2 separate regions of the Homo sapiens genome follow, and region 1 is linked to region 2. The links are chromatin loops, found by intact Hi-C in ENCODE. Cell type or tissue: endothelial cell of umbilical vein. All regions are shown on one strand. Each heading gives the region's core, and the rest is flanking DNA. Links, peaks and the distances in the headings are about the cores only. Region 1 overlaps MBNL2 (muscleblind like splicing regulator 2). Region 2 overlaps MBNL2 (muscleblind like splicing regulator 2).

The links. Hi-C counts contacts between places; a loop is a spot of excess contacts. Peaks named below come from ENCODE experiments on the same cell type or tissue, not always from the same donor. Only the 100,000 strongest peaks of a DNase experiment are listed, where the experiment ranks them.
Region 1: it touches region 2 in a loop (3-fold over the local background); 16 of 110 quality-filtered maps call a loop at or near these places.

Annotation. Positions count from the first base shown.
Region 1 is chr13:97,263,069-97,278,300 of GRCh38, forward strand. MBNL2 (muscleblind like splicing regulator 2) reads left to right here. Exons shown (of 9, transcript NM_001382683.1): 2 at 12,564-13,341. The coding sequence starts at 13,168. All of the region lies in intron 3 of LOC101927385 (a long non-coding RNA gene), which reads right to left. Among named protein-coding and RNA genes, the nearest start is that of MBNL2, 48 kb to the left of the region's middle. In endothelial cell of umbilical vein, for the core only: a CTCF peak has its summit at 5,890; a DNase peak (open chromatin) is centred at 5,883; H3K27ac peaks cover 4,121 bases.
Region 2 is chr13:97,336,629-97,351,860 of GRCh38, forward strand. MBNL2 (muscleblind like splicing regulator 2) reads left to right here. Exons shown (of 9, transcript NM_001382683.1): 4 at 6,388-6,588; 5 at 10,176-10,439. Among named protein-coding and RNA genes, the nearest start is that of RAP2A, 90 kb to the right of the region's middle. In endothelial cell of umbilical vein, for the core only: a CTCF peak has its summit at 8,090 (motif pointing left); DNase peaks (open chromatin) are centred at 8,103 and 8,403; H3K27ac peaks cover 819 bases.

The sequences.
Region 1 (15,232 bases), core at 2,652-10,651, 74 kb before region 2:
GAGCTGCCACGCTCGACCTTGAAGTCCGTTTTGATCCATCTATTTCCTACACGCCTCATTCCCAATCCCCAAAGATGAATTTGCTTCTAATGAATTGACCTCAGCAGTAACACCTCCGTTTTGTTCTCACCACTGCAGTGTAATTTTTGACCTTTCTGCTCTACCATGGCTGTAACCTTTAACCAATTTCCCCTCCCCTGCCAACCTTTTCAATTCTAATGTATCCTAGGTGGTGCTTCCAGAAAGAGCTTCCTCCAGCTGGGAATCTTGTCAAGATCCTGCCAGTGTTCCCCACTGTCTACTATACTAACTATGCTGATGTGTTACACCTGGGCCTACTTAGTGATACTTAGGCAGACAAAGCCCCTATGTCACTATTCATAATGAGGACCACACTACCCTGAGGGACATGGTGGAAACTTAAAGGACCATTTTTAAAAAAATTGTCCAAATGCCTGGGGGGCATCTCTGGAATTTAATGGACAGGAGTACAGGATTTTGATGTCTTGCAATGGACGTGACTCCCTTGGAGCGAGGAACCAGCCTGTACCTCTGTTGTTATTTATTGAGACGGAGTCTTACTCTGTCACCCAGGCTGGAGTGCGGTGGTGCTATCTCTGCTCACTGCAAGCTCTGCCTCCTGGGTTCAAGTGATTCTTCTGCCTCAGCCTCCCAAGTAGCTGGGATTACAGGTGTGCACTACCACACCCAGTTAATTTTTGTATTTTTAGTAGAGACGGGATTTCATCATGTTGGCCAAGATGGTCTCGAACTCCTGACCTCAGGTGATCTGCCCGCCTCGGCCTCCGAAAGTGCTCGGATTACAGGTGTGAGGCACTGTGCCCAGCCTTACTTTTATTTTTTTAATTATTAGACAGTTGTAGTATAATCGAATTTTTCAAGAATGCAACAACTGTGTAAACTGAGAGAAGATTATTCTTTTTCTTTTTTTTTTTTTTTGAGATGGAGTCTCGCTCTGTCACCCAGGCGGGAGTGCACTGATGCAATCTCGACTCACTGCAACCTCTGCCTCCCGAGTAGCTGGGGCTCGGGACCTCATGCCATTCTCCTGCCTCAGCCTCCCGAGTAGCTGGGACTACAGGTTCCCGCCACCACGCCCAGCTAATTTTTTGTATTTTTAGTAGAGATGGAGTTTCACCGTGTTAGCCAGGATGGTCTCCATCTCCTAACCTTGTGATCCACCCGCCTCGGCCTCCCAAAGTGCTGGGATTACAGGCTTGAGCCACTGTGCCCGGCAGAGAAGATTATTATTTAACTTGTTAGGAACTTCATCAGAAATTATTCAGCAATTTGATAAGCCATGCCTTTTATCAAACCTGTGTCAGTCTACATTTGTACCCGTTACATTCATTACAGTGCTGCAAACAAACAGGTGACAGCTTCTGACACTTCATTCTGTCTTCTAATATGCTTGTGCCTTAGCATCAAAATTTTAAAATACATATTATTTATTGTATAAAGTAGCTTTCTGTTGATATGTAAATTACAGTATTTATAGTTATGGCAATATATTGATTTTGTTTTTAAAGTGTGTCTGTTGGTTACACTATGATTTTCATTTGGTGATAATAAAAGTTGTGTTACAAACATTTTGTCAAAAAAGGGGTTATTAGTATTTATAGGTAGGTGTACAGGCCAATGAAATGGCCATTAGGCTGGTCACTGGAGAGAGAGAAAAAGACAAAGGTCAGCTGAAAGTGGTTCTGTCCACCCAAGGCTATGGCCGGGGAAGGAAATGGAAGTTCTAACAAAGAGTTCTCTGGGAATTCAGGGCTAGATTTCAGCTGACAGATCGATCATTGTTCTGTCTGGCTACAGCCATTGGTTCCTGGACATCCAGGAAACCGGTAAGTGCAATGCAGTTTTCAATGGTCTCTAATACAATTGCTTTTATTTCTAATAAGAGCATCTCCTAACTGAATTATAAATATTTGGATAGAAAACACAGATGCAGTGAAAAACATAATTTGAATACAAATACGTGTTGAATAGATTACATCTGGCTGTAGTTTCAAGAATATATTTAGAAATTTTCACTCTTTGAATTGAGGATGTGATTTCTTTCTCTACCCATTCCTGGAAATGGCAATGAAAAGAGATTGGAAATTTTTGCATGTTAAAATGAGCCCTGGATTTTATGACTTTTTCACTTGTACTTTAAGACATAAGATACATGAAAAAAAAGTTGGAAATTTCTCCTTTTGTTATTTTTATCATAAAACAAAGGTTGGCTTATCTGAGTCATTGAATGGCCTTGGGTAACCCTATGTTTTATTTCCCTTATATTAATATATCTGAAAGTATGTTCCAGAGGACAAAATACCATGTAAAATGAAGATATCATTGTCAGACACGGTTCTTTCTCTAGTTAGAAAGAATGAAAGTTTGGAGTTAGTTTTAGAAGACAGTCTATCAAGGGCGTGTCCAACTCACATGCTAGGCAGGACTTCATAGCTTGTACCTACCTTCAGAGAAAGAGCCTTTCTACTTTCTTTTACTTATACTTCGTTGACTTTGGAGAAAATAACTTTTAGTAAAAAAGTTATTTCCACCTGTCATTTTTGTGTGTGCGTGTGTGTGTACATGCATGTGGATGTCTCAAGAACTAATGTTGATACAGATTAGGTACCACATAGAGATTATTGATAGTATACTACTAAATATATTTTGGTTGCAGTGCATGTATTTATGGCTTAAGTGTTACTATCCCTTTGAAGAAAAACAAGGAAAATGAAGCTCAGATAGAGCAGGTGACATCACACAGCTATTCAGAGGCAGAGAGAGTAGAGTCCAGGTTAGAAAAGCTGGTCTTGTCCTTCAACCAAGCAGAACATTCAAGGCACCATTTTATTTATATTTTCAATAAATTAGGCCGGGCACGGTGGCTCACCCTTGTAATCCCAGCACTTTGGGAGGCCGAGGTGGGTGGATGACTTGAGGTCAGAAGTTTGAGACCAGCCTGGCCAACATGGTGAAGCCCCTTCTCTACTAAAAATATGAAAATTAGCCAGGCTTGGTGGCAGGTGCCTGTAATCCCAACTACTTGGGGGGCCGAGGCAGGAGAATCACTTGAACCTGGGAGGCGGAGGTTGCAGTGAGCCGAGATTGTGCCACTGCACTCCAGCCTAGGCAACAGAGCAAGACTTCATCTCACGAAAAATAAATAAATAAATTAATTAATTAATTAAAACAAAACCAATTTAAAGGTATCTAAAAGAAAAACCATTAAAAGAAATCTCTTTTGCTACCTGCCTCAATGTTTTTCTTTGCGAAGTCAATCGAGTTCTCTATTCACTTGCATTTGCATCTCATTCACATCTGTGTTTCCCTTGGTTCACTGAGCTTCCTATGGGCAGGCCCCAGTTAGGAGCCTCTTCTCCGAGGCTGTGATTACAGGGCAGTCTTACACCCTCCTTCTGGAGATCAAGTGGCTCTCAGCCCCAGTCCTTCAGCTGGCAGCTCCTCCAGGGCCCTCTCCGCCCAGGCGTCTGCATCTGATAGGCTTAGGATGCGGCCAAGTCATCGATCAACAGAGAGAGCACATTGAGAGCTATTTTAAATTAGTCTCCAGAAATAGAGTGGGGACGCTCCAACATTGAGCCACTCACAGGAAGGAAACATTATTTTTTAAAAATATATATTTTAAGAATTTAAAAATTAAAAATAGGAAACTCAGAGATTCCGAAAATTAGAAATAGGAGAGTCAAGGAGACAAGGTTTCTTTCTTGTAATTAGATTTATATAAAAAGAATTAAAGGCATCCTATAAATTACTTAATGGATAATGAGTTCTTGACTGTCTGACTCAGAAATAGGCTTGTTTTGCAAAGATCCTTTAATCAGCTCCCTAGGAGGCCGATGTCTGGCAGGCAGCTAAAATATCATAGATGACCCGAAAGTAAACTGGAGGAACTGTGTGCTGCAGAATTATTTCCCTTAAGGTGGTCTGAAATTTTGATCAATCTCAGTCTCAACATTGGACATGACTGATGTTTTTCCCTTAAAAAATGTACAAACTATCTAGAAAGCAATGGCACGGAGGAGACACCTGGGGTCCACAGCCCCAGCTTGTCTGAGAGGCGTGGAATGGAGGGAGGTCGCCTCCTTGCAGAGTGAAAAGCCAGGCTTTCCAGACTCACCCTGCATAACTTAGCAGCTGCAAAAGAATGTGAGCGGCAAGTTCTTTTATACAGTCAAAAGTGAATGCTTTCTGAAAATCTAACACTTAGAAGAGTTCTTAAATACATTTTGAAAAATGAAGTGTCATGTAAGTAAAGACCCTAAAAATAGCTTGGGATTATTTTGTACAGTTGAACGGCACATCCTTTGGCATTTCAGGAAATACTACAGAACCTCGTTTCTTTCTTCTCGAACTTCAGTCTTGCCTTTTCTTTAAAGATGAGTCAAGCAGTGAACCTGGATATTCCTTAAATCACACGCCTTCTGGAGAGGATGGGGCACTACAAAGCAGCTCCTTCTGATGGCTGAGCTGCTGGTCATCAGGCCACTAGTCCCTTTAAAGTGGTCCTCTCTCAGGCAAGTGTCCGTAAAACAAGGCCGCACCCACCCCCTCTAGAAGGCTATGGGTCATTGTCTTTCCTAATTCTCACAGAAGGAAGTCTTAGCTGAAACAAATCTCTCAGGTGTTTTCTGTGAGTCTGGCTGTTTTGTTGTTTTGTTTTTATTGATCAGAAACAGCCGCTGGGGGCAGCCCGGCCAGCACTCTTACAATTGTTTCTAGGGAAATCAGTGAACTCAAAAGCCTGCAGGTAACTCCAGGTGGACATCTTTGTTCTTTTCAGCAAGCAGCAGGATGCCTGGCACACAGAAGGCAAGGAATGCTTCCGACAGGGGTTTTCAAGCTTGAGCCTGCATCAGCCGCCCCCTGGATGGCTTGTTAAAACACAGATTGCTCGTCCTCGTTGTCAGGGTATCTGATCCAGGACCTTGGTGGTGGGGCCTAAGAGTGTGCTTTTCTTTTTTCTTTCCTTCCTTCCTTCCTTCCTTCCTTCCTTTCTTTCTTTTGAGACAGCGTCGCTCTTGTCATCCAGGCTAGAGTGCAGTGGCACGATCTTGGCTCACTGCAACCTCTGCCTCCTGGGTTCAAGTGATTCTCATGTCTCAGCCTCCTGAATAGCTGGGATTACAGGCGTGCGCCACCATGCACGCCCGGCTAAATTTTTTTCTATTTTTTGTAGACATGGGGTTTCACCATGCTTTCCAGGCTGGTCTGGAACTCCTGACTTCAAATGATCCATCTGCCTCGGCCTCCCAAACGCTGGGATTACAGGTGTGAGCCACTGCGCCGGGCCGAGAGTGTGCATTCCTAACAAGATCCCAGCGGATGCTGCTGCTGCTGGCCCAGGCACAACACTTTAAAAACCGCTGGACTAAAGATCTGGGCATTGAGGCTCACGGTGTGCATCCCTGGGGCAGCTCCCAGCCTCAACCTACCTGGCAGCCGCAGGGTAAGCCAGTGGCATCTGCTGGAATTTTCCTACAGATAATACTGGAATTCCCCATTCAGAGCATTAGTCCTTTAGCTTAGACTTTGGTTCTTATTAAAATGCAAATATTCCTTGGAGGAGGATCAGGAGCTCATTCAACAAACATTTGTCCAGTATATTCTGCATACCAGGCACTGAACTGAACTCTGGGGATTCAAAAATAATAGGCAAAGTCTATCAGATACCTGAGGCAAACCCTGTAGGAGTTTACACTGTGGGGAGGCAGATGGAGAAATCAGTATTTACAGTTCTTGTGAATTAAGGAATAATGATACCTATTTAAAAATAATGACCAGGCAGTATTAAAGATGGGCTGTAGGAGAGGGTGTCAAAAGGGAAAGGACGAAGGAGGGGGCGCTGTTCCGGATGCAGGCCCGTGAGGAGGGCCTGCCGGAGGGTGGCTCAGCTGAACCTTCCTGGCAAGCTCATATCCTTTTCCAGGAGGTGGCTTAGAAAGGCAGGAAGTTTCTAAATGCCTGAGGAGAAAAAGGAGAGGGCCTGCCAGAGAAATAATCGGGGGCAACTACTCCCAAACATTGCCTAGGTTCTGCACTGGAAGGAGCTAATTAGGGTAGGATTGTTTGGGACATTGGAAATACAACCAAAAAAGTCAAAAGAAGTGAAAGAAATGGAAGCTAAAACACACCAGTGAGAGAGACTTACACAAAACTGGAAAATAATGTGGGCAGAGACCCTGTTCCCAGTGCAGCCTAGAAACTTCTGGGAAAGGCTAAGGGTGCCCTGCATATAATGGGGCAATGCCGTTATACATGGAATCTTGATGGAAATTTTCCTAATTTCCAAAATTGTGGAACGTCTGGAGGTGCCCTCTCCAGACATTATTAACAGGGGCACCTCTGGGCAGATGAACTTGAAATGCCACCCCTTCCTCCCTGCTCATCCAGGGCACTGTGAATGGAAAAGCAGCTGCATTTCCACCGTGCCCTCAGGGAAGCAGGCTCCCATTGGTGCTACCAGAGTATTCCAACCCTGCTTCCCACCCAGGGTGACTGTTGGCCCCAGAGGTGTTCCCTTCACTTTTGGGTGAACAGCAGCTGGAGGAAGAAAGCGGGCTTAAGGTTTTTGTAGTGACACTTGGAAAAACCTCTCTGAGGCTCCCTTTGGTTGCAAAATAAAGGCGGTGTGAGAAGTGAAGCCTTCTCCAGATAAGAGGTCCAGGTACTGCTATGCAGTCAGACCATTGATCTCTAGGCACCTCCCTGCTCTCAGACTCTGTGGCTGGAGCAGATCTACACCAGGTCTAATCCTGGTCATCATATGGAACTATCGTAGAGAGAGAGGAAGCCTGAAAGTAGATTTTGTTAATACAGATTGGTATAGTAACTTTTAAAAATCACAGAATACTTTTATATTTCCACTATAATCTGTCTTTCATGGCAGCAACCATGTACATACAGGCAGGAACTATTATCGACATTTAGATGAAGAAGGTGGGTCTCAAAGAAATTGACTTGCCCAAGGTTATGTGACGAGATACCTTGGCAAAGTGAAGGCTGGAAGCTAGTTCTTAGGACTTTCTATCACCCTGGAAGTTCTGTTGACTAATAGAAGAAATGCAAAAGCCCTTGAGACAGCACCGTCAGTAGCAATAGAATGTGAGCTACTTAGACAATTATGAATTTTTGAGTGGGAAAAGGAAGCAGGTGAGATCAATTTTAATATTTAACCCAATATATTAAAAATATTAATTCAGTATGTAATAACTATGAAACAATCTTAATAAGATATTTTCACATTCTTTTTTTTCTTACAAGGCATGTATTTTTGAATTCAGTGTGTATTTTCTACTTGGAGCACATCTGAATTTGGATGCTAAATTTTCATTGGCAGTACTCCATCTGTATGTAGGTTTCATAAAATTTAAAATTAAAAAAGTAAATTTATATACTCAACTTGGTCTAATCACACTAAAAAGTTTTCCAATGACTGAATCAAGGGTGAGTTTTTAAAATTTAAATTCATTAAGAATAAATAAAAATTTAAAATTTAGTTTCTCAGTTTCACTAGCCACAATTCAGGTGCTTGATTGATATGTTGCTGGTGATTTCTGCCTTGAACAGCACAGTCTAACACATGCCCCTTCCTCTCAGCAACTGGCAGGCTAGTAAGTCCAATATTCTATTACATCTATATGTTGGCATATCTCTCAGTCCCGTCTCTTGATGGCCATGCTGAAATGTGGTCTAGCCCATCCTTACCCTCCATTGCTCTTATCTTTGGTAGAACCATCTAACCTAGCTCAAGTGGCTCTCTCCCTTTTCCCCACATCTGCCTGCCTGTACCCACTCCTTGGTACAGGTGCCTATGCTAACAGTAGCCGTATAGCTTTTTGGAAAGGAACAGAGAACAAGCTGGGAGAAAGAGTGGATTCATGAGAGGCTATGATAACAGTATGTTGTACCTGTGATATAATGCACACCTCTTTCCTTCTGAAACATCTTTGCTGTACAAGTGACTCTGGCCATCAGAAAGCTTGGGTACACCTGCTCTTTTTTGTTTTTTTTTTTTTGTTTTTTTTTTTTGAGACAGAGGCTCTCTGTGTTGCCCAGGCTGGAGTGCAGTGGCGCGAGCTCACTGCAATCTCCACCTCCTAGGTTCAAGCAATTCTCATGCCTCAGCCTCCCAAGTAGCTGGGATTACAGGCGTGTGCCAGGCTAATTTTTGTATTTTTAGTAGAGACAGGGTTTCGCCATGTTGGCCAGGCTGGTATCAAACTCCTGGCCTCAAGTGATCTGCCCATCTTGGCCTCCCAAAGTGCTAGGATGACAGGCGTGAGCCACTGCACCCAGCCTACTCCACTTTTTAAGATTTATTTATTTATTTATTTCTAAAAAAAAACAAACAAAAAACAAAACAAAAAAAAACAGGATACATGTGCAGAATGTGCAGGTGTGTCACATAGGTATACGTGTGCCACGGTGGTTTGCTGCACCTATTGACCTGTCCTCTAAGTTCCCTCCCCTCACCCCGTAAACCCCCAGCAGGCTCTCGTATGTGATGTTCCCCTCTCTGTGTCCATGTGTTCTCAGTGTTTAACTTCTACTTATGAGTGAGAACATGCCGTATTTGGTTTTCTGTTCCTGTGTTAGTTTAATGAGGATGATAGCTTCCAGCTTTATCCATGTCCCTGCAAAGGACATGATCTCATTCCGCTGCATAGTATTCCATGTTGTATATGTACCACATTTTCTTTATCCAGCCTATTATTGATGGGCATTTGGGTTGATTTCATGTCTTTGCTATTGTAAATAGTGCTGCAATAAACATAGGTGTGCATGTGTCTTTACAGTAGAATGATTTATATTCCTTTGGGTATATATACCCAGTAATGAGATTTTTGGGTCAAATGGTGTTTCTGGTTCTAGATCCTTGAGGAATCACCATACTGTCTTCCACAATGGTTGAACTAATTTACATTCCCACCAACAGTATAAAAGCATTCCTATTTCTCCACAGCCTCGCCAGCATCTATTGTTTCCTGACTTTTTAATAATCACCATTCTGACTGGCATGAGATGGTATCTCATTGTGGTTTTGATTTGCATTTCTCTGATGATCAGTGATGTTGAGTTTTTTTTCATGTTTGTTGGCTGCGTAAATGTCTTCTTTTGAGAAGTGTCTGTTCATATCCATTGCCCTTTTCATATCCTTTGTATGTTCATATCAGTTTTTGATGGGATTGTTTGTTTTTTTCTTGTAAATTTGTTTAAGTTCCTTGTAAATTCTGGATATTAGACCTTTGTCAAATGGGTGGGTTGCAAAAATTTTCTCCCATTCTGTAGGTTGCCCGTTCACTCTAATGATAGTTTCTTTCGCTGTGCAGAAGCTCTTTAGTTTAATTAGATCCCATTTATCAATTTTGGCTTTTGTTGCAATTGCTTTTGGTCATGAAGTCTTTCTGCATGCCTATGTCCTGAATGGTATTGCCTAGGTTTTCTTCTAGGGTTTTTTATGGTTTGGGTTTTAAATTTAAGTCTTTAATCCATCTTGAGTTAATTTTTGTATAAGGTGTAAGGCAGGCCATCCCTGCTTTTAAAAGCAAGTTTATCTTAAAGACAAATAGGGTGTGATCTCACTTAGAGGTTCTAAGTGTTCTCACAACTAAAAAATGCTAAGTATGCATATGTTAATTAGCTCAATTTAGCTATTCTACAATGCATACGTATTTCAAAATATCATTTGTATATAATAATCCTATACAGTTTTTGTCAATTCAAATAAATACTTAATTTTAAGCAAGTGTATCTTGGTAGAGTCTGATCATCTGAATTCTGGTGGGATTTTCATAGTAAGTTGAAATGGAAATTCTCCCAGGGGGAAAAAATATATATTTCTTCCAGGGGGAATGAAAAAGGCTTCTTACCTATAAGTATGAATAAAAATGTACAGCATTCACTGAACTGCATTGGAAGCATAGCTCCTGGAGAACTTTTAGGAACATCTGAGTAATTATTCTTGCCATCTATGCAACAGTACCTATGTTTACCTCTTTCTTTTCCTCCATGGGAGCCCTTGGGAGAGACTCTGCTGCCTTTGAGGTTGAGCATCTACCTTGGGTCCTGGTACTGAGGACTTGGGGACTCTACGTAATATTTTTCAAACACTAAGTGTGTTCAGCCCATCATTTGAAATATCCTTGTCATTGGTGCCTCATCTCCCTTGATGCAGGCAGAAATATGTCCTTGTCCTTTGCTTTCCTCATCCTTTGTTCTCCATGGGAGCTAGAGGTGCAGGTTGAGGTAATAAAGATACAAGTCCAGGCTGGTCTATGAAACCCAACCCATATTAAATTTGGTTATTAAACTCATCTTCTTAAGCTCCCTAGCTTAGGCTAGCTGATATTAGCTTCTGTGAATGCAGCGTTGCCAAACAGACATGCAGGAGCCTGCCTGGACCCCTCAAATATTTTATAATTGAAGTTTGCTATGTGTCATAGCTTTCAAGATTGCCAACTTCCTTAAATGTGCATGCAATTATAACTCATGCAAACACTTTTATTAAAATGTAAAAGAATTATTGGGATGAAGTAGCAATTCCCACCAGTCCCAAGAGATGTCCTGCTTAAATAAATGTTCCATCATCAGATAAGCTTGAGACACCATTGAGGCTTCTCCCTTATAAGGGACCCATCAGACACAGCAGCCAAGAAAAGCCCTATTGCAGGCCGGACGCGGTGGCTCACGTCTGTTGTCTCAACATTTTGGGAGGCCAAGATGGGTGGATCACCTGAGGTGAGGAGTTTGAAAACAGCCTGGCCAAGATGGTGAAACCCCACCTCTACTAAAAATACAAAAATTATCTGGGCATGGTGGTGGGCACCAGTAATCCCAGCTACTCGGGAAGCTGAGGCAGGAGAATCACTTGAACTCAGGAGGCAGAGGTTGCAGTGACCCAAGATCACACCACTGCACTCCAGCCTGGGCAACAAGAGTGAAACTCCGTCTCAAAAAAAAGAAAAAAAATTAAAAAACTTAAAAAGCCCTAATGCAAGGAAGCTCGTCTGGCTTGATTTACCCAGAGTTAAATAAACTTAATTGATTTGGGGTCATACTTTTTAAGGGAACACTTGTGAACCACTTAAAAATTATTGGGCCGGGCACGGTGGCTCACGCCTGTAATCCCAGCACTTTGGAAGGTTGAGGTGGGCAGATCACCTGAGGTCAAGAGTTCGAAACCAGCCTGGTCAACATGGTGAAACCATGAAACCCTGTCTCTACTAAAAATACAAAAATTAGCCAGGCGTGGTGTCAGACACCTGTAGTCTCAGCTACTCAGGAGGCTGAGGCACAAGAACTGCTTGAACCCAGGAGGCAGAGGTTGCAGTGAGCCGAGTTCATGCTACTGCACTCTAGCCTGGGTGACAGGGTCCAGTGTGGGTGACAGAGAAAGACTCCATTTCAAAAAAAAAAAAATTATTGCTCTCTGAACTTATTTGTTACCTGCCAATTTAAAATAATCTACTTCCAGTCTTCATTAAGTTCTTCTTAGGTATAAATTTTTTAGAAAGACATCAAGGCTCAGCAGGTATGTAAGGTCATTTGTGGCATATCCTATTTATGAAAATAATCAACTTCTGGACTTTAGTCCTTTATTCATGCTTGTCCCAGTAACTGGAATTTAATGTTTAATGATTTCATAACCCTTGAAAAAGTTAAAAGAAACTGAAGGTGCTTATTTTAGACATCTGAACTTACTGACTATATTTTTGTTGTAGCCATGTGTTTTAACTCCAGCATTCCATACTACAGAGCGTTTTTAGATTATGACTCAGTTAAAAACTAAACTGAACTCAACTAAAACTAATTTACATTCCTGCACTTAGTCATCAGTTAAATTGGTCAATAAATATTTCTTGAGGGTCTAATATACGCCGTAGACTAAGGCACTGGGAATACAGAAATGAAAACTACAAAGAATAGTCTTTGCCCTGTGAATGTTGCAGTGTAAATAGGAAGATAAACATTAGGTAAGTCATGGTGGAGAGGAAGTATTAAGATACCTGAGAAAAAATATCAAGAGGATCCTACCTACCCATCTCCAAGTCCACATCTCTGTAAACTAGGAAGAACATAAAGAAGAAAGAGCCCACACTTCATTCAAAATGACAATATCTTTATTACATAGGAGGGACACATCCCAAATAATTGTTTATAGCATTCCCAACAATAAAATCAATGGCCTAAATGTGAAATTAATTGGAAGCCACAGTCCTAATACACTGTTTTGGCGATTAAGCACATTAGATGGGATTGTTTCAGAAGGCCTAATTATTGTGTCTGCCACACTCATCTGTTTGAGTCATTCCTAACTTTTGGACTGCTGCCTAGACAATTCTGCAATACGGTTTCCGTTGCATATTCTTTTTTTTATTTAATGCATAACTTTTCTCACTATACTCAAAGCTCAAAGCTCTAAACTGTGCTTTTGCAAATTCTAGATAAGAGTTCAATAGTTCGTTGAAGTGGTGATTCCATTGAGTTTGTGTAAAGGTTAATATTTCATTTCTGTTTTGCAGGTTTATCATTTAAAAGTGCCTGTGTGAAGTCACTTTTGCTGGAAAACTGCAGCTTGGGAGCTTTCTTTGTATTCACATCCCACTCTTCTGTCAAGTACACTTTACCCTGACCTTATGAGTGGATGAAGATACCTCAGTTGTCTGACTTTGCCAATTGCTTAATTTCAGAATTTAAAAAGGGGAAAGAAAAACATCCTGCTAAAATATGAACATCTGAGTGTCTTATTTTCCAACATCGTCAATAGCTGTGAGCGTCAGCATTAAATATTCTCCCAAGGAGTGCCATGATATTGAAGTCACTTTATTAATAACAGCTGTATCTGCAAAACAGTCAAGAGACTCGGACGTTGAAAGCCAGAGATGACACTGAGCATGCTTTTATTGCGGCCTACCATCTTTAAGTGGGACATATTGATTGATGAGTGATTGCCTGTCCATACACTCTCTCATCATCCTGTTCCTTGGATTGGACTTCACTAAGCAATTTATCACTCACCTTCAGACTTACATGTGGGAGTTTTCACAACAGTAGTTTTGGAATCATTAGAACTTGGATTGATTTCATCATTTAACAGAAACAAACAGCCCAAATTACTTTATCACCATGGCTTTGAACGTTGCCCCAGTCAGAGATACAAAATGGCTGACATTAGAAGTCTGCAGACAGTTTCAAAGAGGAACATGCTCACGCTCTGATGAAGAATGCAAATTTGCTCATCCCCCCAAAAGTTGTCAGGTTGAAAATGGAAGAGTAATTGCCTGCTTTGATTCCCTAAAGGTAAGAGAATGCGTTTTATGTGTCATTTCAATACCACATTGGAATTGCAAACAGAAGGCTTTTCATTGCATTTTTACAGAAGTTTAAAAATTGCTTTTAGATTCTATTTTCTTGTTTGTGGTGACTGTTGGGAGATTTTTCACTCAAATTTTTTCATATCAGGCATATATAAATTTTTTACATACCCATGTTTAAATTAAAAATACATGATGATGTATTTCTGGTCTGGCATGACATTCATGTACCCAAGAGTTTTAAATCAAAGTCTGGCTTGTGACAACTGAAGATAAATATTTTATCAACATTTGATCTTCTGGAGGTTATATAAAGGTGAAGAAATTGAATGTGTCACTTTTAAGTGCCAGTTATTCTGGCTTAGCTCTTGAAGAGTTTTCTATTCTTATGGCTTTTTTTTTTTTCCTTTGACCGAGTACTTCCTAAAACGCTTTTCTGAAAATGTGTCATGGCTAACAGAAATTATTAAGTACACGCTCAATACTCAATACTTGAGAATCTACTTCATGTGAGTTATATGACAAAAGAAACTAAAGTGATTCAGATGGCACCTTTGATGAGCTTACTGTCTGGCAGGGACAATTCAGCATATCAGCAAGTATCTACAATGCAAGAAGGGGACACATGCCTTGTGGGAGGAACAGACAGCAAAAACATTTCTATGGAGTCCATAGAAGAAAGCTGGTTTCCAACAGACTGTTTCAAGAAATGTTTTTGGAGATTCAAGGCATCTGAGTCATATACTGAGTTGGGTGGAGTTAGGAGGATGGAGAGAATTTAATGAAAGATCTAGAAGTGGCATGAGTTAACCGCTAATGCTGGGGGGTGTATTCAGCCCTAACATTATGAATCTGAGATTGTCTAGGGCGTTCCTACAGGCATAATAATATTGTTTTCAGGAGCAATAAGTAAGGCACATAGGTTAAAAGAGCTCAGTGTTTACATCTCTGCAAGACTTCAGCAAGGTTACCAAACAGTTAAGAAAATTGTTTATCAATGCTCTTGACATATGACTTGAGAAATTATAGAGCTGTTAGTTTACAAAATAGTGACCCTAGCCTATTCTTGGGTGTTAAAGAGACTGAGTTGTCCTTTGGGATAATTTTGTCTTAAGTAAAAAATTATGTCTCATAAGACATAAGTCAAAATTTATAATTTTGTAAGACTTCAAACTTATATTTAAGTTTTAATATATCTTAAAGGGAAATTTTGTCAATACACTCAAAGCAGGAAAATGTATTTCTGACCCAACAAAAGTCTTTTAAGGGTAAAATTTTGACAAATTAGATCTGTAATCTACATCAATACCTACTCCTATTTTATTCCTTTTTATCATAAAAGGTTTATTAGACTAGACTTTAAAATGATGAATTGTTTTGCCTAAAATGGAAATGAATAGATGGATAAATCACAATTCATATAAACTATAACAGTACAAGCATGGTTATATGTTAGTATTTATTTTGCCTTAGTCAAAAAAGTAAAACAAGTCTGTATTTGCCTCTACGATTATCAGCAATAGAAACATTCACTATGAAAAAGCAGTGTAGGCCGGGCATGGTGGCTCACACCTGTAATCCCAGCACTCTGGGAGGCTGAAGTGGGCGGATCACGAGATCAGGGGTTTGAGACCAGCCTGGCCAGCATGGTGAAACCCTATCTCTATTAAAAATACAAAAAATTAGCAGGGCATGGTGGTGCATGCCTGTAATCCAGCTACTTGAGAGGCTGAGGCAGGAGAATCACTTGAACCCAGGAGGCAGAGGTTGCAGTGAGCCAAGATTGCCCCACTGCACTCCAGCCTGGGTGATAGAGTGAGACTGTCTCAAAAAAAAAAAAAAAAAAAAAAAAAAGCAGTGTAGATTTAAAACTAGAT
Region 2 (15,232 bases), core at 3,108-11,107:
CAAGAAATGGATTCTCCCCTAGAGCCTCTGGAGGGAGGGCAGTCCTACCAACACCTTGATTTTGGCCCAGTGAAACCGATTTGGAACTTCTGGCCTCCAGGACTATAAAGGGATAAATGTGTGTTATTCTAAGCCAATGGGTTTATAGTAATTTATAGCTGTTTACAGCAGTTACCGGAAACTAATAGATGCAAAAACTGCATAAGACAAGTCAATTGATAAAGAGAGTCAAGTATCATTCCATTTTAGGTCTCATAAACTAAACTTCTTTACAGTACTGTGGATATTTCTTCATTCCCTCCTTCTTCTGTCCACTCCTGAACCCATTCCCCTGCAGTCTCTCACCAGTGTCCTCCATATTACCAAACCAACGGTCACTTTTTGCCTTTATTGTTGCTGTGGTCTGAATGTTTGTGTCCCACCAAAATTCACGTTGAGTCCTAACCTCTAAGGGCCTATGGGGAGGCGACTAGATCCTGAGGGTGGAGCCCTCATGAATGGAATCAGTGCCCTTATAAGAAAAGACATGGGAGAGACCCCTCACCCTCCTGCCATGTGCGGACACAGCAAGAAGGCACTGTCTATGAACCAGGGAGCTGGTCCTCATCAGACATCAAATCTGCGGGCACCTTGATTTGGGGGGTTCCAGCTTCCAAAACTGTGAGAAATTCAATTCAGTTGTTTGTAAGCCACCCAGCTTATGATATTTTATTATAAGCAGCCAGAATGGACTAAGACAATTTCTTCTACCTCTCAGCGGTGCTCAAGTCATGTGATGAATCTCTCCTTTGTTAAACACTCCTTCCTCCGTCTCCTTTGCCCACCATTTTCCTCTTCCATATGTTGAGGTTCCAAGAGCTGGATATTTCTTTCCATCTGTCCTCTCCCTTGTGGTCTCATCCATTCCTGTGTCTGTCAATCATCTATAGACTGAGGACCCCCAAAAGTATGCATCCAGCCCAACCTCTCCTCTGAGCCCCAGGCTCACATATCCACCTTTCTACTGGCCTCACCTTTAAATTTCTTAAAGGAACTTGACCCGTTCAAAATCAAATTCTTCCCATTTTAATAAATGGTACTATCAACTGGCAATCGAAAACCAAAACCTAGCAGACTCTTTCCTGAAATCACTGGAAGTATTAGAATAAAAATTGTGACATGTTTAAAAATTATCAACTCTAGAAACAAATTAATTCAGTCTCAGAAATGAATCAGTGACCTAGTAGAGTATAGGTGGCTCACTGACATCCAGTTCAACAGCAAGTCCTGTCATATCTGCCCTGAACCCCATCCACTCCCCTGTTTCTCAGCTCCCTCATCTAAGCCACCATCAACCTTTTATCAAAATATCATAAAAGCATTTACTTCCTAATCTATCAATATCCACTCTTGCTTTACTCCATTATATCCCACAGACAACAACCAGAGGAATCTTTTTAAAACATAAATAGCATCCTGTCACTCCCTTATGTGCCCCTCCATGCTTTTCCATCTTACTGGGACAAAGCCGAAACTCTGACCTTGATCATGACCTATGGCTTCTGTGATCTGGTCACGACCCTGCCTACATTGCTGGGTGAACACACACAGCTCGTGTGTGTCCCAGCCTCTGCCTCTGCTGGCCTGTCCATGTCTTAGTGCTTTTCACACATTAACTCACCTCATTCATAAGGACTCCAGGTCCACCCCTGTAACCCACATGCAACCCCCAGCATTCTCTACCAGCGAGCCCTCCTCCTTCTTTGCTTATCCATACAAATGAACTGTAATTTTGTTTGTTTTCTTCTTTCTCATTAGGGCTTCAGTTCAATCAATGTACACAGTGTTCTGGCACCATGTCTGCACCAATAAATATTTATTAAGGGAATGAAAATTCAAGCCTTTCTCTCCCCTGACAACCCTTCTGTCTCAAATTCACAGTGTTTGAAAAGTCCCCTTCATTTATTCCTCCTAGCAGCTTTTCTCTCCCCAATTCCTGATAGAATAGGACAGGAATTCTTCCCTCCTTCCCTTCCCAGAGCGCGCACCGCCTTCATATGTGCACTCAAGATAAAGAAGCAAGTGTGAGCGACCTTTAGGAGGATGGAGGTGGAAGAACCACGAGGGACAAGTCTTGCATGAGTCTTGTGCCCTCCGGAGCTGCTTCTGGCAGTAGAGGGAGGAGGCTTAGGAGACGCCGTGTGTCAGCCTTTTAGCGTGAGTGCCAGGCACGTACCCTTTAAAGCAGACGCATTCTAAACGAGTGGGACGACGGCATTCTCGCCTACTGACTGCACTTTTGAGCCATGAAATACCTCGGGCCACTTGGCCATTACCCTTGGCTAAGCCCCCTTGCTGCTACAAAATAGCAAAGAATGTGCATGTTTGCGTGAGAGTGTGTTGAGTACGTAAGTATGAATGTGTAGTTAGTGTATATGTGCAAGTGTGTATATGTGTGCATGCAGGTGTGTAGTGAGTGTATATATGTGTGCTAGTGTGTATATGAGTGTGTTGTGTGTGAGTGTACGTGTGTTGAGTGTATGGGAGTGTGCTGTGAATGTGTATGAGTATGTATTGTGTATATGAGTGTGTTGTGTGTGTGAGTGTATGGGAGTGTGTTGTGAATGTGTATGAGTATGTGTTGTGTATATGAGTGTGTTGTGTGTGTGAGTGTGTGTGGGTGTGTTTGTCATCTTTGAACCTGGACCTGATGTCCTGGGAGGGAAAGCAGGGCATGGAAGACTGCGGAGAGGAACACGGGAAGGTGGAGTAGAGAACAGGGGCAGGAAATCGCAAGACCAGCATTTCAGAAGCGATTTTCTTCAAGAAGGCTTCCCGCGAATCTTGTCCTCTGGCCTTTTTAGCTGTGGCTTTGAGCTGAGAGATGACGTGGACCAAATGGATCCTGTCTCAGACAGCCTGGCAACAGCACTTCTGCAGAAACTGTAGGGCTAATTCTCCCAAGCTGTAGTTGGTGCGCTTCCAGGAACAGAATCATTGGAAGGTGCTGCCCTTCTCTTTTCTCAGCCGCCAGCTGAGAACCAAACTCAGACACCGGGATCCGTTGTTGGCCGAGATTCTACCTCGGGAGTTTAATTTGAATTCAGGATCTGAGAACCACTTTTCCAAGGCAGCAGGCCCCACACCTCACACCTCCTGTCTGTAGAAGGCCCAGGCTGGCTGTGGGTCGTGTTCCTGTGCAACTCTCCACCAAACGCTCTCTGCATTCTCTCCAGAAACATACGGGCAACTGATTTGTGTGTGGGCGGGGGGGGCGTTGTTTTTCCTCTTTTGTTTTAAGAAATAACCAACAAAATCTAGTAATCGCAGAAGAGTGGACATGGCCTCAGACTAGGAGCCAGGAGTCCCGGGTGTTCTGCCTTGACTTTGCCTTGCAGCATTGACCTTGGGTTATCCATTTAGTGGCTCTCCTCTAAATTGTTTTCACCTGGAAGGCTGAGCAATTCTTGCTGCCGCACTTGCTTCTCATGGATTTGAGAAGATTAAAGAAGACAAGTGTGAGAATGCCTTGAGAACTACCAGAACCTTTCACAGATGTAAAGCATTATTATCCACAATAATATTAACACGGAGTGAGCCTCTCTGCAAATCACCGTAACTGTATTTTTTAACTAATCAACTTCAATGAAAAACATGCTACATCAAAAAGGAACATATCCAACTGCGTCTGTCTTCGTAAGGCCTATGAACTTGCAACTTTCAGTTTCACGTGACAGAAAATATTTTTTTCAGTCCACATTTCAAAAGGAAAGGGAAATTTGTTGCTATATTTTTACTCACTTTTATACCCTTACTATACTGCTATGCTCATTACATCCCTGTTGCAGAACTGTTAGATAATTTGAGGCCAAAAAAACCTTGATGGACATTGATTTTTACAGTATTAATGAGAGCTGCTTTTTACTGAGTTCTGACCATGGGAAATGGGAGTGCAATAGCGCCTTGTTCTGCCCAACCCTTTCAGCTAAGTAGTTTCACTTACTCATTGCAGATAAGAAAATTAAAGCCCAGGGAGGTTAATTTCCTCCCCAGGTTAATGAGTAGTAAGTGTCAGAGTGCTAGGTTTGAATTCAGGCCTCTCTGAGTCTAAAATCTATGGTTTTACTTTAAAATATTACTATTTCTCTGTGAACTGTGTTATTGCCATCATCAATAAAACATACTGGGACATTGATTTTAGACTATGAAATCAGATGAACAAGTGACATATATTTTTGAAGACAAAAGTTACCTAATTGGAATAGATTTGTCGATATCCAAAATGGTTTTGGGAAATGAGTTTTGAGGTTCTCAATCCTATCGACAAAGCAAAGTACAACCCGTATTTATGGTACCACACTAACCCTAGCTTCAAATGATCTAGCATCAAATGATCTGTGGGCTGGGAGGGTTGAGAATTTGCTTCCAGAGAAAATAAAAATGGCAGTATGGGGGAGGGCTCTTTTATCTAAATGTTTACGTTGATAGTCTCTGGGTTAAATTACACATTTAGTGCAAGTTTTTTAATACTATTTTTACTCCTCACATATGACAATGCTCCCCAAATTTGGCCATGCATCAGATCATTTAGTAAAATTTCTAAAATTCAAGTATCAAGGTCTCAGCCTAGATCTACTGGGTCAGAATTTAATCACTATTTGTAAAATCTCCCCCAGGCATTTCTGACAGAGCTAGTCCACTGAATCACTGATGTGCTGTGATTTATGACCTTTCAGAATTGATTCTTTTTAAAAATCCTAACATTACATAGTCCGTAAACCATTTAAATCACTTGGCTTTTTCTCCAGTAGTACTAAATTATAAAAGCTACAGTTACTGAAAATCATAACTTTCTATAATTATGACTCAGTGAGTAACATACACATATAAACATTTGTTGACAGTAGAGGAAGAAAAAAATTCTAACTGCCATCTATTTCCCACATTCAGACCTCATATTGCAACTTTCTCCCAAAGTGGATTTTACGTCTGAGCCATAGAGATCTAACAGCATCTTGTGGGAGTACTGAGCCAGGACCCCTCTAAGACCATTAGAACCACCCCTTCTAGCCACTTTGAAAATAGGCTTTCCTGCCTGTCTGATAACTGCCTGCACAAACTATCAATAATTTACTCTTTTCTATAATGACTTTTCATAAGAGATATTTTTCTGTTACTGCTATAAAGAAAAAGTATGTTTATTAAACATAGGTTGTCATTTTTCCCATATGTTAAATAATCCATCCAGGGTCATAAATAGACAAGAAGAATGTCACCCACAATGTAGAAACAGAGAACAAGCATGACACAGCATAGTTCAATGTTAAAAGTGTGACAAGCAACAGTTAAGTTCAGTGTTAAAAGACTGCATTAATATGTAATTGCAAATTGAAATCAAATAGGTTAAAAATCATCTATAATTAACAACCAACCAAACAAATGAAAAGAAGCATTCAGGTCCAATTTGGTGTACAATTTATTCTAAGAAAAATCTTTAGAATTTTAAATTACTTAACAAGGTTTGTTCTCTTAAATGTACATTATTTACTTTCTAAAAGGCAGAATTATTTACATATTATTAGGTGGAGCTTTTAAAAATAATCATCACCTCAACCCACTAGCATATTTCTTCTTATTCCTAGATGAGGAATATAGGGACAGAGAACAAATTTAATAAGATTCTGTATGCTCTTGTCACTGCTGTGTTGATTTTGTGACCTAGGAAACCAAACCAACTTTTAATGGCCAATCACAATATTGTTTGATTAAAAAGCTCTTCCAGAAAACCTTTCAGGAAGGGAAGACTGACTGGATCTAGATGTAGTTGAACTACAGCAAAAAATCGTAGGTTTATTTGAAAACTACATTTGAATTTTGGGAATATACATGCTAGTGATGGAATACGGAAACATACTGGTGAGTCTGGACAAAATAAAATTCCAAGTAACCCCACTGTTTGAGAATGCATAGACTTGGCCAACTTGAAAATCAGGCTGTAATCAAAGGGTTTTGTGACTCCTCTCCCTTTGAGAAACATGTAGAATAAATCAAAGATTATTAGTCAGTATTCTATAGCTTTTACTACCTTAGTGTTATAACATTTAATAGTTTGGAATGTTGAGTAATTAGAGTTGAAATTATTTTCTTTTGTTGAGAACACTTTCATAGGGACAAAAGCTTAATCTAGTTCCTGTAACTAGAGGTTTTTTATGATGTTCTCTCATATTTCTGTATGGTTTGGGGAAGAGAGGGTCTACATGGATGTCATTTTTATTATAGGTCAGCATTGAGCTATACAATTAACACAGAGTATATGATGAATACATTTTGCTCAAATGACATTTGCTGGTAATTTTTTAAAGTTTTATTCTAAATAACTCTTTCTCCTGTGTTGTCTTCCTTTAACAGCCCACTTTCCCTGTAGGTCCCGCGATAGGGACAAATACGGCTATTAGCTTTGCTCCTTACCTAGCACCTGTAACCCCTGGAGTTGGGTTGGTCCCAACGGAAATTCTGCCCACCACGCCTGTTATTGTTCCCGGAAGTCCACCGGTCACTGTCCCGGGCTCAACTGCAACTCAGAAACTTCTCAGGACTGACAAACTGGAGGTACTTCAATTCTACTTGTGTTTTGACATGCATTTGTGGTAGAAATATACTTCTGTGTAAGTGATTGCTTGTAAGATATTAATTCAGTCTTGCAAAACAGCCATGTAAACACACACACACAAACTCACCTAAAACCCATGTATTCATAACTCTGTGGTTTGAAGTTAAGGCCAAGTATAAAGGAAATTAGTCTATGGAAAAGACTAGTTTTAACACAAAAATCAGCTGCATGGAATATGCGTTTAAGGGAAAAATATTAAACAATCAATGGAACAGTGACTCAATCATGATGCAGCCCATAGAGATGGCTCCAGGTCCTGAAGGCCTCCTCATGTCAAGGTGTAATCCTTGCAAGACCCTGGAAAGTTCTGGAAACTGGTGGATCAGGAGCCCAGCAACCAGGGCAGCCGAGGACACTCAGGGACACTGGTGGGAGTAAGTGGGACTACAACTATTTACCAATTGGTATGATCATATTTCAATGTCTCAAGAACAAGCATGGCTGCTCTAGTGTGTTCTGGCATATTAGTTCTGATTGTGTTGTTGCTAAACAGGGGAAATTGGAGGATGAGTAAATTTAGTTTTTTGTTTTGTTTGGTTTGGTTTTGAGACGTAGTTTCGCTCTTGTTGCCCAGGCTGGAGTGCAATGGTGCAATCTTGGCTCACCACAACCTCCTCTGCCCGGGTTCAAGTGATTCTCCTGCCTCAGCCTCCCAAGTAGCTGGGATTATAGGCATGCGCCACCACGCCTGGCCAATTTTGTATTTTTAGTAGAGACAGGGTTTCTCCATGTTGGTCAGGCTGGTCTCGAACTCCCAACCTCAGGTGATCCGCCAGCCTCGGCCTCCCAAAGTGCTGGGATTACAGGCGTGAGCCACCGCGCCCAGCCCGTAAATTTAGTTATTAATTGAGATATTTTCTTTAACTTCAATTGTTCTATAACATTCAAGAAAACAAGTTCCTATATATAAAAAACATCGTTCTTAAGTTATGAATCAAACCAAACCTCCTGTACTTTGTTGGGTAAAATTTCTCTTTAATCAGAGCTGTAGAACTCATCTATGTATCTTACTGCTATATCCCTATGATATTCACTACAGCATTTCATAAGGGTGTATAAAGATTCTCATAGATTTTTCAGAGAGCTCCTTTAATTCCATTACTGATTAAAGGTGTTAGGTGATGCATCTGGTTAGGACGTACACAGTGCTTTCTGTTAGTGGGATTATTAGAGAATGTTCTTTCAATGTGCATTTGTTTAAATATTAACCCAATAAACCTTGAAGGCAATAAAATGTGGCTGCCTAATAACCTGTGCAAGTTTTAAAACTCAGAATTTCAAACTGCAAATATTTTAGAAGATATTTATTTTTTCACTTAGTTTCAATCTGGATGCCCAGATGAAGAGAATGGAAACTCTAATTGTTACTATTTTGAAAAGATCCAGCCTACCCTTGTCAATTACTGAATAGACCTTTCACAGGACTGGAAAAGTGTTTTGGGCTCCACCTGCTGGACCCACGGAGCTTTTGTGTTCAGTATGTGACTGTACTTTAGAAAACAAATTAAATCAGTGGAATTGGGAACAAATTGTCCTTCTCAACAGGGCTGGTAGACAAAGACATGTAAAAATGAATCACAATGATTTTAGCAGAGCGGCTTTTGGTTCATTTCAAACCAGGAATGAAGTCAGCTGCACACAAAGCACCTTGGTAGGAGCCTGATGGCTGGTCCACACCTATGATGCTATCAGACAGAAGTCATTCCATTGATGGAGGAAGGCTTGCTCAGAATCCGTGGGAACATCTTAGTGATTTATTTTGCGCATTTTATGAACTAAAGTTAGAATGTTGGCTAATATCCAAAGTAGGAGGAAACAATTAACAATCTGGTGATTTATGCTATCTACCTTCAAGCTGGCCTGGTCACTGGTCAGTGAAACAGTATTTCCTAAGTATGTCTGACTTCCACAATACTTGAATTTCATGTCAGGGGCCCTTCATATAACATCACTAATGATCAGCGTGATGATCATTTACATATCCACTTTGGAATTGGAGCCTAAAAATAAATAACTTACGATTCTACTCATAATTATTTCCTGCTAATATTTATGAGCAGAGAAGAATTATATAAGCAACATGCATATGTTATTTATGCTATTTTATGTTATCTATATGCAGGGCATAATTAAGAATACTCTTCAAATTCTAAAGAAATATTTTTTCATACAGTAAAATCTTGATCCACCAGAATTCTCAGGGGATAGAGAATCCTAGTTACTTGAGATTTCAGGATAATTTAGCATTAAAGAATTTTTAAAATAAACTATTTCCCTCCATTTTTCTTTCTCTATATCTCTTGCCGTATTTCTCTCCTTTTGTCTTTTTTTTCTTTTCTGTGCTGTCAAAAATAGTATAGTGACCTTAAAAATGAAAATTTTGGTGTCTTAGATATTGTTCTTCTGATTTATGATTATGTTATCTTTGTAGAGCAGGAGAGAAGGAGTGGGAAACAGGAGTGTTCAGATTCCCCCCACCCCACCCCACCCCACCCCCTTAGAGAGAGGAGGAACAAGTTTGTCGTCATTTTCTCTGATTCTTTTTGTACAGCTATGACCTGGTAGCTTGATATAGGTGAAATTATCCCTCCACACACACAAAAAAAAACCTATAGCATTGTCAGAATTGTCATACAAGTAGGTGATTGAAGATATAGAGAGAGGTAGATAGATTATAGGTGATTGACAGATTAAATAGATAGATTATAGGTAGGTAAGCAGGTATATAGATAGGTAGGTAACTAGATTAGATAGATGATTAATTAATTGATAGATTTTAGATAGATCAGTAGATGATAGATGATGGATGGCTGGATGGATAGATGATAGATGGATGAATGAATGGCTGGCTGGATGGACGGATAGATAGATGGTAGGTAGGTAGATAGATGATAGATAATATTAGGTTGGTGCAAAAGTAATTGCAGTTTTTACCATTAAAAATAATGATAGATTAACAGATAATAGATGGATGGATGGATGGATGGATGGATGGATAGATGGATGGGTGGATGGATAGATAGATGGATAATAGATAATAGAGGGATAGATTGATAGATGATAGATAATAGATGATGGATGAATGAACAGGTGGATAGATGATTGGATAGATTGATTGATGGTAGATGATAGATGAAGGAATGGATGCATGGATAAATAGATAGATGATAGATATATGGATGGATGGATAGACAGACAGACAGATCGATAGACAGCTGCATAATATGCTACCCAGGGACAATGGAGGCCTTGTTGCTTTTCCTTTGTTATTTTAGCTGAACTGCAGATTTCGTATTATTTTCTCAATATAGATTTTCACCCTAGAAAAGGCGGTAAAACAAAACTCAAATGACTGTGTCAGAGATTGTGGTTACCTGGGCTCCGCATAATCAATCTTTTCTTGTCAGTGGTACATGAGCCACCATTGAAAGCGAGGCAGCCTCCGCTCCTCCCGCGGTGGCCGGGGCCGCAGGGGCGCCTGGGCTCAGGCTTGCCTCTGCAGCGCGGCTCTTCTTCCCTGTCTTAGGTATGCAGGGAGTTCCAGCGAGGAAACTGTGCCCGGGGAGAGACCGACTGCCGCTTTGCACACCCCGCAGACAGCACCATGATCGACACAAGTGACAACACCGTAACCGTTTGTATGGATTACATAAAGGGGCGTTGCATGAGGGAGAAATGCAAATATTTTCACCCTCCTGCACACTTGCAGGCCAAAATCAAAGCTGCGCAGCACCAAGCCAACCAAGCTGCGGTGGCCGCCCAGGCAGCCGCGGCCGCGGCCACAGTCATGGTAAGTGCGGCCGCCCGCCGCCCCTGCACCCCGGCGCCTCTGCGGAGGCCGCTCCGGGCTGGGACTTGGATGTTCTTCCAAACACTCGGGAAACATGGAAGGCTGCTATTCCTGCTGCTCCGCTGCCTAAGTTTTGCTGTTGTTTTCCCCCTTTTTGTTTTGTTTTGTTTTCCCCTCCTGCCCCCCTTCAGCACAATAAGTAAATCCCTCAGGTGCAGGGAAAGTCCTGGGGTCCCTGAGCTCCGTTCCCCCTCCTAGGGTGGCGGAGATTGAGTGTGCTCACTTAGGGTCTTTTTAAGAGAGGCTCAGGGGCCTTGTAATGAACATGAAGGTGGGCACCGCTTCGGAGAGGGGAAAGAAAGGTGCATTTCTGCACCTGAGCACGAGGAGGCACCCAGCTCCTTGGAGCAGCCACGGAGGACATCTGTGGCCTAAGAGAAGCCCAGAGAGTGATTTGGCTTTTCGCTACTCCCATTTTCTCCTCTTCTTTCACTTATTACAAGGGCAATGCTGGTCAGATTCCCCATCTCAATGAGGTTTTATGCAGAATAGCAATGCATGAAACAGATGAAAGTGGAGCCATCCTGGCTGGTGCAGAAAGAAAAAAAGACCTGTGACCTAGGCTTGCTTCCCTGAGTCACCCTACTGTCATTAGAGACCAGCAGTACATCATCATTATCATCGCCTGGGAGCCTGCTCAGAATCTCGGAGAGCCTAACTGTCCCTTAGAGACCAGATGCACCATTATTAGGATCACCTAGAAGCCTGTGGAGCCTCCAGAATCCTCAGCCTCACCCCAGACCTCAGGGAATCAGAATTTAAGTTGTAAAACATCTCCCAGGTGTTTTGTATGCACATTAACATTTGAGAAGCACCTGCCTAGACATTGCTTATCAAACTTGGCTACATTTTGGAACAACCTGAAGGGTCTGACCTGACATCTGTCCCTTTCCCTGAAGTTTCTTATTTTCTTATTTAGTTGGTCTGGTGTGGTCTGGGCAGTGGGATTTTTTTTTTTTTTTTTTTTTTAAGACAAGGTCTCTGTCACCCAGGCTGGAGTGCAGTGGAATGATCATGGGTCACTGTAGCTTTAAACTCCTGGGCTCAAGTGATCCTCCCACCTCAGCCTCCTGAGTAGCTGGGAACATGCCCATCTAAGTTCTAATTTTTTTTGTAGAGACAGGGTCTCACCATGTTGTCCAGGCTAGTCTCAAAACTCCTGGGATCAAGCAATTCTCACACCTTTACCTCCCAATGTGTTGGGATTACAGGTGCGAGCTACCATACCTGGCGACAGTGGCAGTTTTTAAAAGCTCCCAGGTGATTCCAATGCATCGCAAAGCTTGAGAACTTCTGCATTAGGTTGCAGAAGTTTCTAATTAATTTGTTTTCATGTGAGCTCTCTGGCTTATCAGAAGTCTATGTTAATATGTGATAGGCACTATGCATTCATTCTTTCAAAAAATTTTATGAGACCATGCATCAGGCACTTGCTGGGTAGAATAAATAAATCAGTCAGGTTTCCTTGCCCTCAAGGAGTTTGGAGTTAGTAACTGAGAGCAATAACATGCTCCTCAGTGACATGATAGAAATAGTTAATCGGGTCCAGAGGGCATGAAGGACTCAGTGGCCAGTCCTCCCTCAAGAAGGAGAGCTATGACTGCAGAGATGAAAAGTACAGTTTGAAAACACTTTGTTCTAGTTAGCAGCCATCACCTCAGCCATCACCTCATACACTGATTACTGATTAAAATGGAAGGGTAGCTGTCACACAAACAAGTTCACAATTACTCAACATTGTTTGCGCAAATGTTTATTAAGGCATGGACCTGTGATCAGTGATAGGGATACAGCGAGAAAGGCACCATCTGCCCTGAGGTAATCACCACCAGGTGCGGAGTGTGTGGTTCTAGAGACCTTTCCAATTTGAGCTGCTTATTTCCATACACCTTGAGCACTGGCCTCGTCATCTAAATCACTGTTTTTGTTTTTGTTTAATCTCTGAGTCCTTTTCTTGTCCCTTTAGTGTCCTTTCCTCTCGTCCTTCTCATTCATATGTTATTGGACCTAATATTTTTTTATTTTGCTGAGTGTGAATTCCTATATATGTGGAGATGTATGTATCCACACAAGAGGGTCAATAAAATAGAGAAATTCTCCCTTTTTTTCTTCTAGTAAAAGAGTAGTTTCCGAAACTCATTATAATTGGGAATGGGAGGAGGAGAGTAAACTGATCACTTAAGGCTGATAAAAAAGGAATTCTTTCAGAGCACAAATGAGATCTTTTACACATTTTGCCAATGCGACATCCATTCTACTATCAACCTGGTGAGGATCTCATCCCATAGGAAGCAAATTTTTTTTTCATTGTAATCATTATTTTAGGCCAGCTCCAACTTATCCTAATTGGTGTGTTGATTGATGGGCACTAAGAACACATTTTTCCACAAAATTTGTTTATTTATTTGTTTTTTGAGACAGAGTCTTGCTCTGTCAGTCACCCAGGTTGGAGTGCAGTGGTGCGATCTTGGCTCACTGGAGCCTCCGCCTCCCAGGTTCAAGTGATTCTTATGCGCCAGCCTCCCGAGGAGCTGGGACCACAGGTGCATGCCACCATGTCTAGCTAATTTTATATTTTTAGTAGAGATGGACTCAGGAACGCCTGGGTTCAGAAACTTCAGAACCAACAGGTCACTCTCTTCTTTCCCCTGCCTGCTTCTCTTACTATGGCCACACCATTCTCTAAGGTCAGCTTCTCTACAAGACCCAGGACCAAGGCTTTGGACCTCTATAGGGATGTATTCTTACATCTTTTGACAAGAGAGAGAATGGTGTCTTTTATACCAGCTCTAATTAGGTATTGGGGCAGGGGAAGAAGTTAAAGGTCATTTTGGTGGCTGTCCCTGTGGTCAGTGACAGGATGCTGTGATTGACTCAGCCTGGGTCCCAGTGGCTATCCTTGGTCACTGAGGTATGGAATGAGGCCCTGATAATGGAAATATTAGTCCTTCAAGTAAAAGTTCAGTTCCAGACCACTGCAATGAAGCGAGTATCACAATAGAACAAATCACATGAATTTTTTGGTTTCCCAGTGCATATAAAAGTTATGTTTACACTACACTGTGGTCTATTAAATGTGCAAGAACATTATGTCTGAAGAATATATACACACCTTAATTTTAAAATGTTGCTTAAAAGATGCTAACCAATAGTCAGAGCTTTTAGTGAGTCGTATCTTTTTGCTGGTGGAAGGTCTTGCCTCGATGTTGATGGCTGGTGACTGATTAGGGTGGTGACTGGTGAAAGTTGTGATGGCTGTGGTAATTTCTTAAAAATACAATTTCTTAAAACACAATGAACATTGCCACATTGATTGACTCTTCCTTTTATGAAAGATTTCTCTGTAGCCTGCAATGTTATTTGATAGCATTTTGCTCAGAGTAGAACTTCTTTCAAAATGGGAGACAGTCCTCTAAAACCCTGCTGCTACTTTATCAACTAAGTTTATATAGTTTGCTAAATCCTTTGGTATCATTTCAACAATGTTCAGAGCATCTTAGCCAAGAGTAGAACCCATCTCAAGAAACTACTTTCTTTGCTGCTCCATAAAGCGACTCCTCAACCATTAAAGTTTTATCATGAAATTGCAGCAATTCAGTCACATCTTCAGGCTCGACTTCTATTAAGAATTCTAGTTCTCTTGCTATTTCCATTACATCTGGAGTTACTTACTTTTTCCATTTAAGTCTTGAACCCCTCAAAGTCATCCATGAGGATTGGAATTAACTTCTTCCAAACTCCTGTTCATGTTGATATTTTGATCTTCCATGAATCATGAATATTCTTAATGGCATCTAGAATGGTGAATCCTTTACAGGTTTTCAATTTACTTTGCCCAGCTTCATCAGAGGAATCACTATCTGTGGCAGCTACAGCCTTACAAAATGTATTTCTCGATTAATAAGACTTGATAGTTGAAATAACTCCTTGATCCATGGGCTGCAGAACAGCTGTTGTGTTAGCATGCATGAAAACAACATTAATCTCCTTGTACATCTCCACTGGAGCCCTTGGGTGATCAGGTGCATTGTCAATGAGCAGTAATATTTTGAAACAAATCTTTTTTTCTGAGCAGTAGGTCTCAACTGTGGGCTTAAAACATTCAGTAAACCATGTTGTAAATACATATACTGTCATCCAGGCTTTGTTGTTTCATTTCTAGAGCATAGGCAGAGTAGATTTAGCATAATTCATAAGGGCCCTAGAATTTTCAGAATGGTAAATGAGCATTGGCTTCAATTTAAATTCACCAGCTGCATTAGCTTCTAGCAAGAGTCAGCTGCTGTACTTTGAAGGTTTGAAGCTAGTCCTCCTCTGTAGCTCTGAAAGTCCTAGTTGACATCTTCCAATATCTGGCTTGTCTACGTTGACATCTGTTGTTTACTGTGGCCACCTTCATCAGTGATCTTAGCTAGATCTTCTGAATAACTTGCTGCTGCTTCTCCATCAGCCCTTGCTGCTCACCATGCTCTTTTATGTTATGGAGATGGCTTCTTTTCTTCAACCTTGTGAACCAATCTCTGCTAGCTTCCAACTTTTCTTTTGTAGCTTCCTGTCTCCTTTCAGCCTTCATAGAATTGAGGAGAGTCAGGACCTTGCTCTAAATTAGGTTTTCGGCCAGCGTGGTAGCTCATGCCTATAATCCCAGCACTTTGCGGGGCAGAGGTGGGTGGATCACTGGAAGCCAGGAGTTTGAGACCAGCCTGGCCAACATGGTGAAACCCCGTCTCTAC